Regions from separate parts of the Homo sapiens genome. Here region 1 is linked to region 2. The links are chromatin contacts, found by Hi-C or POLR2A ChIA-PET in ENCODE. All regions are on one chromosome and are shown on one strand. The core of a region is the stretch at or near the end of the contact, and the rest is flanking DNA. Distances in the headings are between cores, read along the strand shown.

What was found. A loop is a pair of places that touch in the nucleus more often than their neighbours do. ChIA-PET counts read pairs that join two places held with the same protein, here RNA polymerase II (POLR2A).
Region 1: a map of chondrocyte shows a loop between it and region 2 (5-fold over the local background). The contact joins the enhancer-like site here to the promoter of LINC01091 in region 2. A Hi-C loop is called at or near these places in 1 of 168 maps with a recorded cell type or tissue (chondrocyte). POLR2A ChIA-PET finds 5 or more read pairs at or near these places in 2 of 52 experiments (HEK293 and activated T-cell).

Annotation. Positions count from the first base shown.
Region 1 is chr4:123,697,670-123,704,517 of GRCh38, forward strand. All of the region lies in intron 3 of LINC01091 (long intergenic non-protein coding RNA 1091), which reads left to right. Among named protein-coding and RNA genes, the nearest start is that of LINC01091, 51 kb to the left of the region's middle. Within about 2 kb of position 2,307, at least 5 of the 41 ENCODE cell types and tissues checked have a DNase peak (open chromatin) inside an H3K27ac peak, as active enhancers do.
Region 2 is chr4:123,645,814-123,653,106 of GRCh38, forward strand. LINC01091 (long intergenic non-protein coding RNA 1091) reads left to right here and starts at 4,178. Exons shown (of 6, transcript NR_027105.3): 1 at 4,178-4,516; 2 at 6,974-7,089.

The DNA of each region.
Region 1 (6,848 bases), core at 1,057-3,556, 50 kb after region 2:
AGATGGATAGAGAGGGGATAGATTCTATGAAAGACAAAGGATGAGGCCAAAACCACATGCATGGGAAATCAGAGCATCTCTGGGCATTATAGGAAAAAAGAATTTTGTACAGGGCTACATTATTAAAGGCCTGAGATGTTAATCCAAAACATCATTTAGTTTTCTGACTAAGAAATTGTGTTTCAAATAGTATCAAAGAAAACTAGATGAATTTCCCATCAAATTCTCTATTTTCTTTTTCTATCTCGAAAGATAACAAGATGCTAATTATCTCAATCTAGTCTTCAAAAAATTAACAATGCAAAGTTTAGTTTTATAAAGTGCTTATTCTCTAATAAATAGAAGTGGAATAATTAGTCATTAATTATTGGTAATACATGTTATTTATTCTCTTATTCTTTTAGTTTTAACCAACTATCATTGATTGAAAACATTATTTGATTCATGTTACTGTAATAAGCTTTAACATACTTCTGTTCCTTCCCCATGCCCTCTTCCCCTGCCCTCCTCTCTACCTCACTTATCTCCTCTTTTCTATTCTCAATCAACTAATTATTCGTGGGAGCATGTACTAGGGGCAACATTACTTTTTTTTTTTTAATGAAGTATCTAGGTCTTCACCATTTTCGACACAATGCTATATTTTTCGTACCATATGTTTTTTGAAATGCTTATAATGCTCTCTTTTGGTGAAGAGGATTTGTTTGTGGATGTCATAAAGTCAAACACTACTCGTGTCTCATGATAGTAATCACCACCAATACCACCGTAATAGTAGTAATCTTTGGGTTGAATGGGCCAATCAAATTTATAATCTGCTATACTTGTCTTCTGATCTTCACTAGCGTGGCTTTTGTGTGCTCATGGAAAAAACAGGGAATAAAAGCTTGGTAGTTTACACGCTGTTAAAATTAAGAAAACACGATTTAGTATTAAAAGAGGTAATGATTTAATTTTGGAGTTGCTGAGTTGAGCTCTGGTGGTCTGGGAAGCTCGGGGGAAAATTTAGATATTGCAGTAACAGATTTGGGTTGGAATATTTTGTGACTGCAATAGCAGATGCACTTATAGAAGGCTTTACAAATCCAAATGTTGCTTCATATGACCTTGGGACATGATGGATTTCCCAAGGCTCCAGATTTGACAATAAGTTTTCTGTTTAGCCAAAACATGAAAATTCTTCTTCTTCACACGTTATTTAAAGAAAAGTGCTTAAAATTACATGGTATTTAAAATTTACTTAGTTGTAAAACCTATTAATAGAATATAAATATATGGTTTTTAAATCAGTACAATTGATTTGCAGGCTTAGGTAGCTTAGATTAAGGTAAATATCTTTTATGGTAATTTTCCTGGAACTGTAAATATGACTTATGTGTCTCCGTATCTTTGTTTCCACTGAAGACTTTGAAATAGCAATAATTGGGCCTTTTTGAGGACTTCTTGGGCCTTTTCAGGACTTCTACCAATTTGTTAATAGTATGCACCTTGGAAATTTTTAAGGATTCACCCAGACTTTAATAGTCACGGTTAATATATTCAAATGGTTTGAAAATTTGTGCTTGTAATATGATGATTTGAATTCTTGATACTGGGGCACTTTTGATTATCTTTGCACAGTGTGCATTTGCTTGTAATTTTTTTTACTTTGATGCACTGCTAATAGATAATATACCACACATTCTATGGATATGTGCTAGTTGACCCAATCAGAATAAATGTACAGGAACTCTGCTACATGGTAAATATAATTAAATACCATGAAAATGTCTTATTAACTTCTGTAATCTTTAAAAGTACGCAATCAATCATATTACTTGAAAAAACTTTATTTTTCAACCTATGATACTGCTTAAGGCTCTGTTCAAGGATGCATTTAAAAAACATGACAATTCTAAAAAATAAAATAGAAATTTTAACTGTTTGAATAATGGAAGGTGCACATTGACAGTAACTATTCATACTTTGTACCAAGATCTTAGTTTGACATAATTTTTTCAGCCTTGTTTGGATTTACAGTTAACCCTAAAAACATTAGTAAATGGTACCCACACTTTTAAATCATAAAAAGAAACCTAGATTTGTTTGCAGTTTTTTAATCTGTTGTTAATAAACTTGAAAGAACACAGCCCTGTCTAATAAACACATCAAACTAATGGGTACCAGAGCAGTTCAGAAGAGTGTTTGTTGTTTGGTGTTTAGGTTTCAGTCAGAATTAATCAACAATGGATGGGGCCTGCTGTATTTATTAGCAACTCAAATCCCTGTGATTTAATGCCAGGTCCTTTGACTCATTCCAGTGAATGCTGGCAAGTTTACAGCACTAATACATACTTACATCCTCGGGTCTTTAAAAGAAAGGGAAAAATAGAGCCTAAAATCAGACCACAGGATTGGCAAGAATTTCCCGAGAGCCATTTTGAATTTAGCCCTATACAGTGAGCCTGTGAATAGGAAGCAATTGATTCAGGAACAGTGGAGCCTTTTTTTGCCTGAAGAAGCCTTCAGCTGTGCAGATGGCTTGCTGGCATAATCCAGTCTGCTTTTGTCTTTTATTTTATATATTAGGCTACTTTCTTCTCACACTTTATATTGCTTTTATTTTCTCTCTGTGCTCTAAGCCTCCAAATTTCAGGGGCAAGGAGAGGTTGCAAGGGTTTAGTGAGGGTGGCAGGACTATATGTGGAGTATTTCCCACAGATTTATGAGTTGCTGGTAAATCGCTGGCAATGCTGCCTGCTTGTCACAGTCAGCACTAGGGTGTTCTTTGTACAAAAGTGTCAACTTTTGAATGAGGACTCTGGAAACAGATGTAAAGATTAATCTTGAGAATGCATTTTTCTGAGGCCCTGAAAACGTGCCTACTTGTGCAATAGCCCTGGTTCTAGACATTTATTTTTCAAAATGATCTCATTCCTCAGTTACAAAGACTTACATTCTTCACTGTTCATGTTCAGAAAATTCCACAGCCCTTAGCCATTCCTCCTGCTTCTCATGTCTGGGGGCTGCCTTTCGAGAGCAGATTATTTGTGGAAAGACATTATTTATCTGGAAACTGTTCAGTGAAAACTTGATGGAGTTGTTGTTACTCTAGGGACCGTCTATCTCCCTCGGAAGATAAGATTTGCCAATGCTTCCCCCCTACAACTTCCTATGGGAAGATAGCTGACTTTTGGCCTGATAAATAGTTTCACATTGGATGGGTTGTTGCCATCTCATGCATTCTTTTTCATCCTTCCCAGATATGCAATTTTCTTTCTTAGTGTCTTGCTTTCGGTTGTATTGTCTTTTATCCCCCCTCTCATACGGAAGTAAATTTTGAAGAAGAAATATATGCTAAAATGGGTATTTGTTCAGGTTTTTCAATGTTAAATATTAGGATATGTCTCAAAGTGTTCTGAAATAAATCTGTGTATATAAAAAAAAATCGAGCATGTTAATCACATACCTCTGTTTTTCCTCTAGTTTTCTTCTACACAATGATATATTTTCTTTCGGCAAATAGAAGACTTTGTGGGAATGATGTAGAACATGGGTTTTTTTTTTTTTTTTTTTTGTATTGTAAATGTTCCACAAACAGAAGATAAATACCACAGAATCCACCATTTTGGAATGACTTGTTTGTGAGTCAATTGTCCTTGTTTCCCCTCCTTAAAAATTATATCTTCCATTTATATGGGAAACACATGTAGATATTTCCTCTTTTCTTATCTTTAAACAAGATTTGTAATACATTTCAGCTGAAGATTAAAAAGATCTGGTCCTCTAAACATTTGTATAAGATTAGCACATGTACTGACATACAGACTTTTTCACTGTTGTAATAATTTCCTATATACTCAGCACTTTTGTTTGTGAAGAACATTTATTTTGGTACTGCCATACTTTATTTTCTCATTGCACCTCTTTTAAATTGCATTTCTCAAGGGCATTATATGTAATGAGGAACTTGGCTTTCAAATGAAAAATGTTTAAATTTAGGACCAAATGCAGATTTTTGACTAGAGATGGCAGAAGAATTGTGTTTATATCCTAGTTTATTTCCTGAACTAATAAACAACAATAACAATGATGAAAAACAGATAACAAAGGCCATCTGCAATAATACTGGGCAATAATTACACATACAAACCATAACAACAAAGTATAGGTGCTCAAAACTATGAAATTAAGACCAAACTCAGAAAAGGCTTAGTGTACTGGCACATACATCCATGATCTCTGCAATAAGTATGGTGCTTCACAGTTTGGGAGTCAATCCTGAAAGGTCCAATCAAGGCTCTCTCTCTGGAATGCCAGAGTCTAGGGGTTTGGATAGGTCAGAGGAAGATCACTGAATTCAGGTTTACTCCACCGAGGAGGAGCAGGGTCAGGGTGGAAATTCAGAAGTGCTCAAATATACCATTTTTATCACAAGCAGGCTGACCACTAGGAAGGGAGAAGATAGAAGGTGAAGATTTGTTAGGGAATTGCAGAGAGCTGAAGACTCATATGCTGGAGATGGCTCATACCTGCTCTCTAGAGCCGATGGATACATTTCCAAAGTTTGCAAATCAATTGTTAAACACAGCCATTATTAAAAATTACATTACAAACTTACAATAAATTACTTGAGAAACAAAGGCAATAAGTACTACAACTCATCACACCTTAATAACGATACATTATTATTATCTATGCTCTTGAGGTTATTCCCATCGATTGTATCTGTCTGGTGAAAATATGATCTGAAAGTGAACTACTGTGCATCTCTTTCCAACCCTGTATTTGGTAATATATCACATTGGTAGCTTGAAAACAGCCATGGCGGGAGTATTTATATCATGAAAATCTGCAAATGCTGCATATAAATACTTGACTTATTGTTTTGTTTATTAATTAGAATTAAAGCGATGAAGAAAATGTTAATGATGCAGATTAAGAGTGTTGTGCCATGGCACAAAAAACTGTGGAAGTATTCTTCTAGTATTTGAAACTATTGTCTGAAAGTTGCTCAAGTCATTGGTGAAAGAATGAAGTTCTGAGATGCACATCTTTTTTGTATCACTTTCATTTTACTTAGTAACATAAATGAAAGTATCACCAAACATTCATGTCAGAACACTTGTTCATTGCAACCATAGTTTGGGTATGAGTTTGGAAAATACAAGAGAAGCATTCTGTGATAATCAATTGGCTGTATAGACTTTATAATCAATATTTTATATGTTGTAAATTGTGTGCTATATATGCTTTATATTAGCAAAATTTATTATGTCTATGTAAAAAATCTCAAGTATACAAAAATGTATGTGCATGTGTAAATAAAAATGCATATATTATTTTTAGGACAGTTAGTTAAGCAATTACCAGCGCCCTATAGATGCCTTGCAGTGCATTGGGGAGATATCCTTTGCACTGCGTGTTGAGGGATGTAGATGGAAAGAATGGAGGTTTAGTAACTCAAATGCATGGATCATGTAGCTGGAGATACACCCAAGCCTCAGAATTAGTAAGAAAATATTTTGAAACAGTCTATTTGAATTCAAGATTTTTGCAGTACCAGTTTTCTGTCATTGTTACGCACTAAATTGTGTCACCACCTCAAACCATATGTTGAAACCCTAACCCCCAATATGACTGTATTTGGAGGCAGGACTGTTCAAGAGGTAATTAAGGTTAAATGAGGTCATAAATGTAGGGCCCTAATCCAATAGTACTGGTGTTCTTGTATGAAGAGGAAGAGATGCCAGAGCTTTCTCTACCTTTGTATGTGCACAGTGGAAAAGCCACTTGAGTTCATTGTGAGAAGGTGACTGTATATAAGCCTGGAGAGACCTCACCAGAAACCAACCCTACTGGCACCTTGATCTTGGACTTCCAGCCTCCATAACTGGAGAAATGGATGGCTTAAACTGTATTTCTGTTGTGGCTTAAACTACATTTCAGTTGTTTAAGCCACCCAGTCTGTAGTATTTTTATGGTATTTATTATAGTATTAAAGTATTATGATATTAAATTATTATGGTATTTATTTGATGGTATTTACTATGGCAGCTCCAGTAGACTAATACAGTCACAGTTTGAAAAGAATGAGCATGGGATATACAAATGGATAGTAAGACAAGAGAAAGAAATAGGAACTCATCCATGTAAAGTGGCATATAGAAAGTGCTCAATAATAATTATTATTATATAAGATAGATGAATAAGTCGTATCAGACTAATGGTAATGCCGGGAAGTAGAAGAAACATTTTAAAGATAAAATCTTCCATGTTACTAGAAAAATTAAAGACAATGTTAGTTTTGAAATGAGAGTTCATAGAAGAAAGTAAATGAAGAAGAGAAAGGTTGTGAAGGAAGGAAACTTACCAGAGAATTTGACAATTTTGGACCAAGTCAAGCTATTTAATTGTAAAGGACACAGACAGATAATCTCAGACACAAAAGAATTCAGTGAATAGAAGAACCAAGCATCTTTCTTGAAAAATATACATAATGAAATCTAAACAATATTGAAAAAATTCCTTGACTTGAAATCAGAAAATACAGTCTCATTTTTAACATGTTTGGAATATTAAAACCCAACAACATATTTTTGGATACAAAGAAAACTGCAATAAATTCTATAAACCAGAAAGATTGTGTAATATGGTAATTGATGACAACACACTGAAACTAGAAATTTAGTATAAAATAAAATAACAAAATCCCAACCACCCAGAATTATCAACAATAATAGCAAAAAAACAACTCAATGTTTAGCTCAAAGAGAGAAGTCAGAACTGAAATTGTGGAGCAATAGAAAATAACACTATTATAAAAATATTACATATTAGAACTTATACAGCTGAAACCATGCTCAGGA
Region 2 (7,293 bases), core at 2,928-5,427:
AATTCTTATGCAGGTAACTAATTAAGGACATGTCTCTAGGAGAACCCAATGATTTCATGAGCGAAGCCAGGGAAAGAAAGAGAATAAGCCATGCAAAAGTGCTTTTTTTTTTTTTCTTGAGACAGGGTGTCGCTCTGTCACCAGGCTTATATAGATGTGTACATATATATGTATACACACACACATATATTTGGGCTTTTATATGTGTGTATATGTTTATAATATATAATATATATGTATGCCTAAATATTAGAAGCTTAAATCAGAAGCTGGCAATTTTCACTGGAAACAACGGAGGGTTCAGTCCAGGTATTCTGCCCCCCAAATGACTCTTTGCTCTCCTGGGAGGGGAAAAGGGAGTTGATACTGAGGGGGATGCTGAAAGGGCTTCATATGTGGGAAGCGATTGCCCTTGTCTCCCACTTCCTCTTAGGGCAGTGGTTTTCAAGGTGTGCCTATCTTAATCATAGGAGAATATTTCTCTTTATTTTCAAAATACACAAATGTGTGCGTCTCTACTGCGAATCTTTTGAATCATAACCATGTGGGCCAGTGGAGAGGTGTAGATAAAAGTAATATTAGCTTGTGCAAAGTTACTTTTTCCCATCTTTCTATTGTGAAAAAATTTAAACATACAAAAGAAGTTTAAAAAGGTAGTACACTGACACCCATATATCTACACCCACATAACTCATCCACATAACTGAGATTAAGAAACCCTCAGGTGATTCTGATGATGATTTTACTCTAGGTCTTGAAACCTGCATCCAATCAACTTCCTCTTGGGCTGGATCAGGGATAGAGAATGGCCTTGCATCGACCCACGTCTCCGCAGTCGTTAAGTGCATCTTGGGATTATCTTTCTAGATGAGCCTGAGGACCAACAACCTCTAGTGACTTCCTTTTAGCCTGTTACATATGTCTCTGGAGTAGTCATGGAGAGGTTATTGGGTTGGAGCTGGCAACCGAACAAAAGTCATTTGCCCATATTTGACTTATTGATATTTCAAGAGCACATGTTATTATGATCTTGAAATAGGTAGTTAAACACAAATGTTGGATTATAAACCAATTTTTAAAAAGTATGTGGAATGAAGAAACTGAAGCTTGGCCTATTATGGAAAAAAAAAGAGTCCAAGTCAACTTTTTGAAAGATTCCAGAGCAATGGACTACTTTAGAATCATCTGTCTGAGTGCCTGTATCCTTTTTTCAGAGCCCTTTAAAAACCTGATGAAAGTGCTAGATGTTCTCATTAGTGATTTGTATATAAACCATATAGTTTATTTTGTATGTAAATTCAGGATGGATACTAAGAGAAATTTTTCAGGAATCTGCCAGGTTAAAAAACACGTTTCTATACCTTCCTTCAGTAAAGGAAGGTCCTGGTCTGTTGTGGGACCCAAAATATGAATGAGGTCAAAAGATAGAATTAGTTAATGATGTAGTATCAAGCTTTGGAGTAAGACATAAGTCTTCCCCCAAATCATCCAGTTCAATCCTCTGGAAAACTGAGAGATGTAAAATATGGCAGAAATATTTTATCTAATTTAAGTAGCCATTAAGAGCCCTGTGCAGCATTAGGTTTACCATGAACAGAATGCTTTTAGTTTATTAATTCAGAACTGTTTTCTTACCCAACAAGTCCCTTCTTAAATGTCATTCAGGGAAGAAGTTTTTAAGCACTCAATATCTAAAGATAGTCTATGTCATTCTCATCATAATGTCTTAATTTCCTTTTTAGCAAATTTGACACCAGCATTTGTATTACTTGTTGATTTATTTGTATTTGACTGTCTCCCCATAGAATTTTACCTCAATCAGGATGAAGACCTTGTTTACCTTGTATATTACTGTATCCTTAGTGTAGTGTACAGTGCCATACACAGTTAAAGGCTAAAAAATACATGATGAATGAATGAATGATGAATTTACAGAGTTTGTGGTCAGACCCAAGCTTATGTAATTTTCTTGAGAGCACATAGGAAAGATATCTGGGAAATTACGTTTGTAATAAGTTCTTCTCTTGATGATAATGATGAAGACCATTGTGATGAAGATGGTAACATCAGCTGCCTTGGCAGCTGCTGTGTGGTAAACTGAAGTGAGCAGACCAAAAGAAATAAAAAGACACCGAAAGCACAACTTTAAATGATATCCTTTAATCTCTGGCTGCTGGGAAGAGCAGCCGCAGATAATCTAGTTTGTGTGCTAGGATCCCAAAAGAGCTGACAAACTATGAGCAAGATTAACTCTTAAGAAAAAAAAAGGTAAAGTCTCTGATAGCAACAGGTATTGTAAACAGTGGTCACTGTTGCTAATGAGAGAATGGGCTTGCTGTGTATCTGGGCCACAAAGACCTGTGCCTCTCCCAGGCTTCCCAGTGAGTCTTGTGAAGCGGCCCTGTCAATACTGGTCTTTTCCAAGGGGAAAATCCAGGAGATCACACTCACCCATTTCTAGCTATTTTCTTATATAGCTCTAGTTTACTAAGAAAGACATTCAGAGACATTTAGTGTAATTATTGTTACTACCTTTTCTGCCATTAAAAATTATTTTATATGACTTAAAAGTGTATACTGTGTAAATAAAACTTTTTTCCACATGTCTACGGTACCTGGCAAGTCTCAGTTCATTATTTGTTGAAATGTTCACCTTAAGCATTAGGAAATCTGCATATTTCTTGCTATTTATCCTTAAAACAGAACAAAACCTCAATTAAAAAAAAAAATTAGCTGGGTGTGGTATCTCATGCCTGTAATCCCAGGCTGAGGCAGGCATATCACTTGAACCCAGGAGTTCTAGACCAGCCTGGGCAACATAGTGAGACCCTGTCTCTACAAAAAAATACAAAAAATTACCCAGGCATGGTGGCATTTGCCTGTAATCCTAGTTACCTGGGAGATTGAGATGGGAAGATCACTTGAGCCTGGGAGGTTGAGGCAGCAGTGAGCCATGATTGCACTGCCAATGGGAGACCCTATCTCAAAAAAACTGAAAAGGATTTAGACGTGTGTGAAGTTCATTCTACAATTCAGTGTGACACTTTTATAACCAAATGAGTACCAATACCCTTATGAACACACATATATAAAGGAAAGAAAATAAAGAGAGAAAGAAAAAGAAGAAAAAGAAATGTGGTTAGAACTCCTTGTTTCATTTTACTCTGACTTGATTATTTCCCAGGCCCAAATCTAGAACTGGAAGGTGGTAGCTTATTGTATCAGAGGTTAAGCTTGTGGCTTTTATTTCCTGCTCCATCTAGAACCAAGATGTCCAAAGAGTATGTTTGGAAGGACTTTTTTTTTTTTTTAAATGATTTCTAGCTCTGTCTCTAGTCAGAGAATATGGAGGAGTTTGGGCCAACTCCAGAAAACAACTTCAATGTAGAAAACCATGGAGCGCAAGGTCCTGCTTCCATATATTTATTTTCGTGGAGCAGGTGGCAAGTTCTCAAAATAATTTTGTCTGTGAGATACAGATATTTCTGGGACATTTTCATAACCAGCTTCCTGCAGTAATTAGCTTCAGAGCTGGAGTATGCTAGAAACTACTGGGCCCTGGGCAGTGGTTAAATTAGGTGTGAACGTAAGCTGGGCTGATCTCCATTGTGTAGTTAAAAACCAAAGGTGGGCACAGAGAGAGTATTTGTTCTGCCCTTTCTTCACCCACTGCATTTTCATTTCCCCTTTCTCTACTCCAGAGGCCTAATAAAGGACTCTAATGTACGATACTCAACACAGCTTTAAAACATCCACGCAGAGTACAAAATTGTAGTAGGAATTTGGGTTTTGTTTTTCTTTTGAGTTTAATATGACTTCCTAGGTTCAGCGTATTTTGTAATATATTTCTTAAACCGCAGGATCATGAGGGCAAATTCCCTTGGGGGAAAGTGGCTCTGTGAGTTGATTAGCACCGTTTGCCTGCTTCCTAACCCTCTTCTGCTCAGGTATTAGTTGTTCAGACAGCTGAGCTTCAGCTCAGCTCTCCAGGTCCTGCGCTCCATTTTAATGCAAGCCAGTGATGCAAAGTCCCCGGCTTGGCTTGTCAGAACTTGATAGCTCTGTAAACACTGAAATCCTTGTTGCCATAACACCAGGAAAAATAATATGGGCTCCTGCATATAAATATAACGAAGGCCTTGGGGAATGGGAGCATTTCTAAATGACTTGAAGCTCTGTCACGGCATAATCTCTTATAAATAAATGTCAGTGTAGTCACTGAATGCAGACTGGATTTTTGCCTGACTACGGTGCTCAGCCTTCTAGACAATAGTTATGCTAAGGGATTATCTTTTAACATTGTGCAGTTATCTCCTTTGTTTGTTTTCTTTTTTCATTATTCACATAAGCCAAGGGAAATGAAAAGCATCTTATTTCAGGCAAAAAGGCCTGTGAATGATTAACTCTGGTTCCATGCGTTGGGACTTTGCATAGCAACCCCGTGGCTTGCAACGACAAAAAAGCTCAAGGCAGGAACAGCAGCCCAGGGACCTGAGACCAGCGTTCTCAAATGAAGGTGGTGAGAAACAGATTAAGTATAAGCATTGTGTTTATGGGTAGAATTCTCTGTAGCTGGCCCATTTAATTTGGCATTCGTTTTACTGCACTTTTCTTGGTGAAGATGTGTTTTGCTGACCTTTACTCTTGCTTTTTGAATACATTTGAGAATTCAAGTGAAACTTGGCCATGATTATGGCATAATGTGGTTTATGTCACCATATTTTATGGGTTCTCCCTAATACTATCCCAAACTGGGCTAACTCTGGCTAATTTTATATTTAAAAATGGAAATAACAGATAGCTTCATAATAGCATGCAGGTTTAATTTTAGCTCAACTAAAACTTTGTTGGTAAATTTTGGCACTCTTGAAATTATATATAACAGAAAGCATTATATGAAATAAAGATAAACAAATGGTGTGATTATGTAATTCCAATTAAAAGCCTATAAGTATGTAAAGAACCCAGATTGTACAAATATGAAATCTGAAATCAATATCAATTCCATATCCTTATATAGACATTTGGTGCTTAAACATTTATACAACAAGGTCCATTTAAAGATTCGAGTTAAAAGAGTTAGAAGAAAATGAAATATAAGCTAAGGACAGAAGAAACATTTGAGAATTTAGAAAAAAGCAGTATAGTTATAATTGAGCCAAAATATTTAGGACACTTAAATTTAGACTGCAAGTCAATCCAGATGTTTATTTATTAATGTTAATAATGTTTCCAGTGTTGTTATACAATGCTAAATCCCAGGGGTTCTGCTTCTGAGTTTAAAGACAAATGCAATGATCTTTATTCTTTTCCAGCTCTGTTTTAATTTTAGGAGCTTTTCTATAGCCATGATTTTCCCATAAATGTGTTTGCAAAATCTCGAGCAGCTCCTGATGTCTTGCAGAAAGTCTGAGTGAAACACTGCTCTAGCAAAGCTTTCCATGTTCTGCATTGCTCTTCTTGCTTCCATGGCAATAAAGAGAGAAACTTGGCATAAGAATATAATCTGTTCCTGCCTGTTTCTCATCTGAAGTCATAAACCTCTGCCATCCCACCCAAGACTAGAATTTCAGCTGGCATGAAACAGCTGTCTGCTTACAGGTTTATTCCGGTAGTAACCAAAGACAAAACTATTTTAATTGAAGGCCCTAGGCTGTTCTCCAAACCCTCACAATCTCTGGGTCATCCCCAGGAAGAAACCATTGAGGAAAAGGTACAAGTTACATTCTTTCTTATAGTTTTTGACACACTGTATATTTATGAAGTTGAGAACATTTTACCCTTCTAATTTGACTACATTGGATGCCATGGAGAAAAGGAGGGTCACAAACTCAAAAGCCCTGAGGGTTCAGGCACACAAACTAAGTCAGCAGAGAGTAGGCTGCAGTGCATGGGTGGAGTGTCCTGTCCGAAGGGGCATCTGCTACTCTGCTTCACTTATTGCTACCATGTGGGAATGTGGAGGCCCAAGTTGCTAGATATTCTGATTTGTCAATAGAAGTTCTCAGTCCTGCTTTTTATGGGAATTCTGCATAGTTTTAAATGTGGGCAATTATTCTGAATAAAAATCAAAACATTATGAATGTTAACCCAAACATGGCTCTGGATTGGATGTCTGGGGCTGCTTGGGTTCAACCCCTAGACTTTGCTCTTGACTCACTACTGGTAGACTTTGCATTTATCATTTGCTTAGGTTCTATAACTGTCAAGTAGCATAATTTATTTACACATTTTCCTTCTTACTCTGGTTAGTACTGCATAAAGAACACAAGTTTTGGAGTTGGGGAGAGATGTAGATTTTACTAGTTCCAGATTTTACCAAATTGTGACTTGCAGCCTCTTAATCCCTTGAAAGCCTCTCTTATGCCATGCAGAAATGAAAACCTATTTTACAGGAAGTTTGGAGGATTAAATAAACTAATATGTAAAATAATTAGCCCAGCCCTACAGGTGCTCTTTGCTTAGTGTTACCATTCTGATCATTACTATTAAGAACAAACAATACCATAAAGTGATCCACTTTAGAAGACACAAGGACTCAATCAGAAAGAGTTTCTCTCAGTATAGGGAGAAGAGCCTCTTTGTAGATCTAACATGCAATATAATACAAAATTGTATCAAGAGCCATCTTCATGTTCTTAAAGAATTTTGGGATTTTGTTGCTAGAGAAGACCTTGAGGAAACAGAAACTCTGACAACTAGAAATGACAGAAACATCAATTTCATCAGAGACATTAATATTTGGAACCATGACAAATAATGCTTTCCTTGAAATTCACTGTGACATATTAAGAACGTAACTTGTTATGAAAATAAAACCAAAGACTATATCTGGAACTATGTTGTAAAGTAAAAGAATGTAGGCTAAATTTTTTTCCTATCCATTTCTGTGGGATTATTTACTTTGGAAATAAATGGATGAAAGTCACTTAGAACATTTCCTGTTTTTTTTTTTTTTTTTTTTTGTACCCAGCCAGATCTGCTGTTAGAGGAGAATTCTTCTGTCCTAGCTGTGTCTCTGTGATCTGTGGATGAGGGTGGGAAAGCACCACTCAGTCAATTGGGGTGTACAAAATGGAGTTTGAGAAGGTAAGTGATGTTTTCTCCATGCTTTCTGTTCAAAATTAAGTGCAATTAAATGCTTTTTTTTTTTTTTTTTTTTTTTTTTTTTTTTTTTTTTTTTTTGAGATGGAGTTTCACCCTGTTGCCCAGGCTGGAGTGCAATGTGCAATGGTGCGATCTTGGCTCACTGCAACCTCCATCTCCCAGGTTCAAATTCTCCTGCCTCAGCCT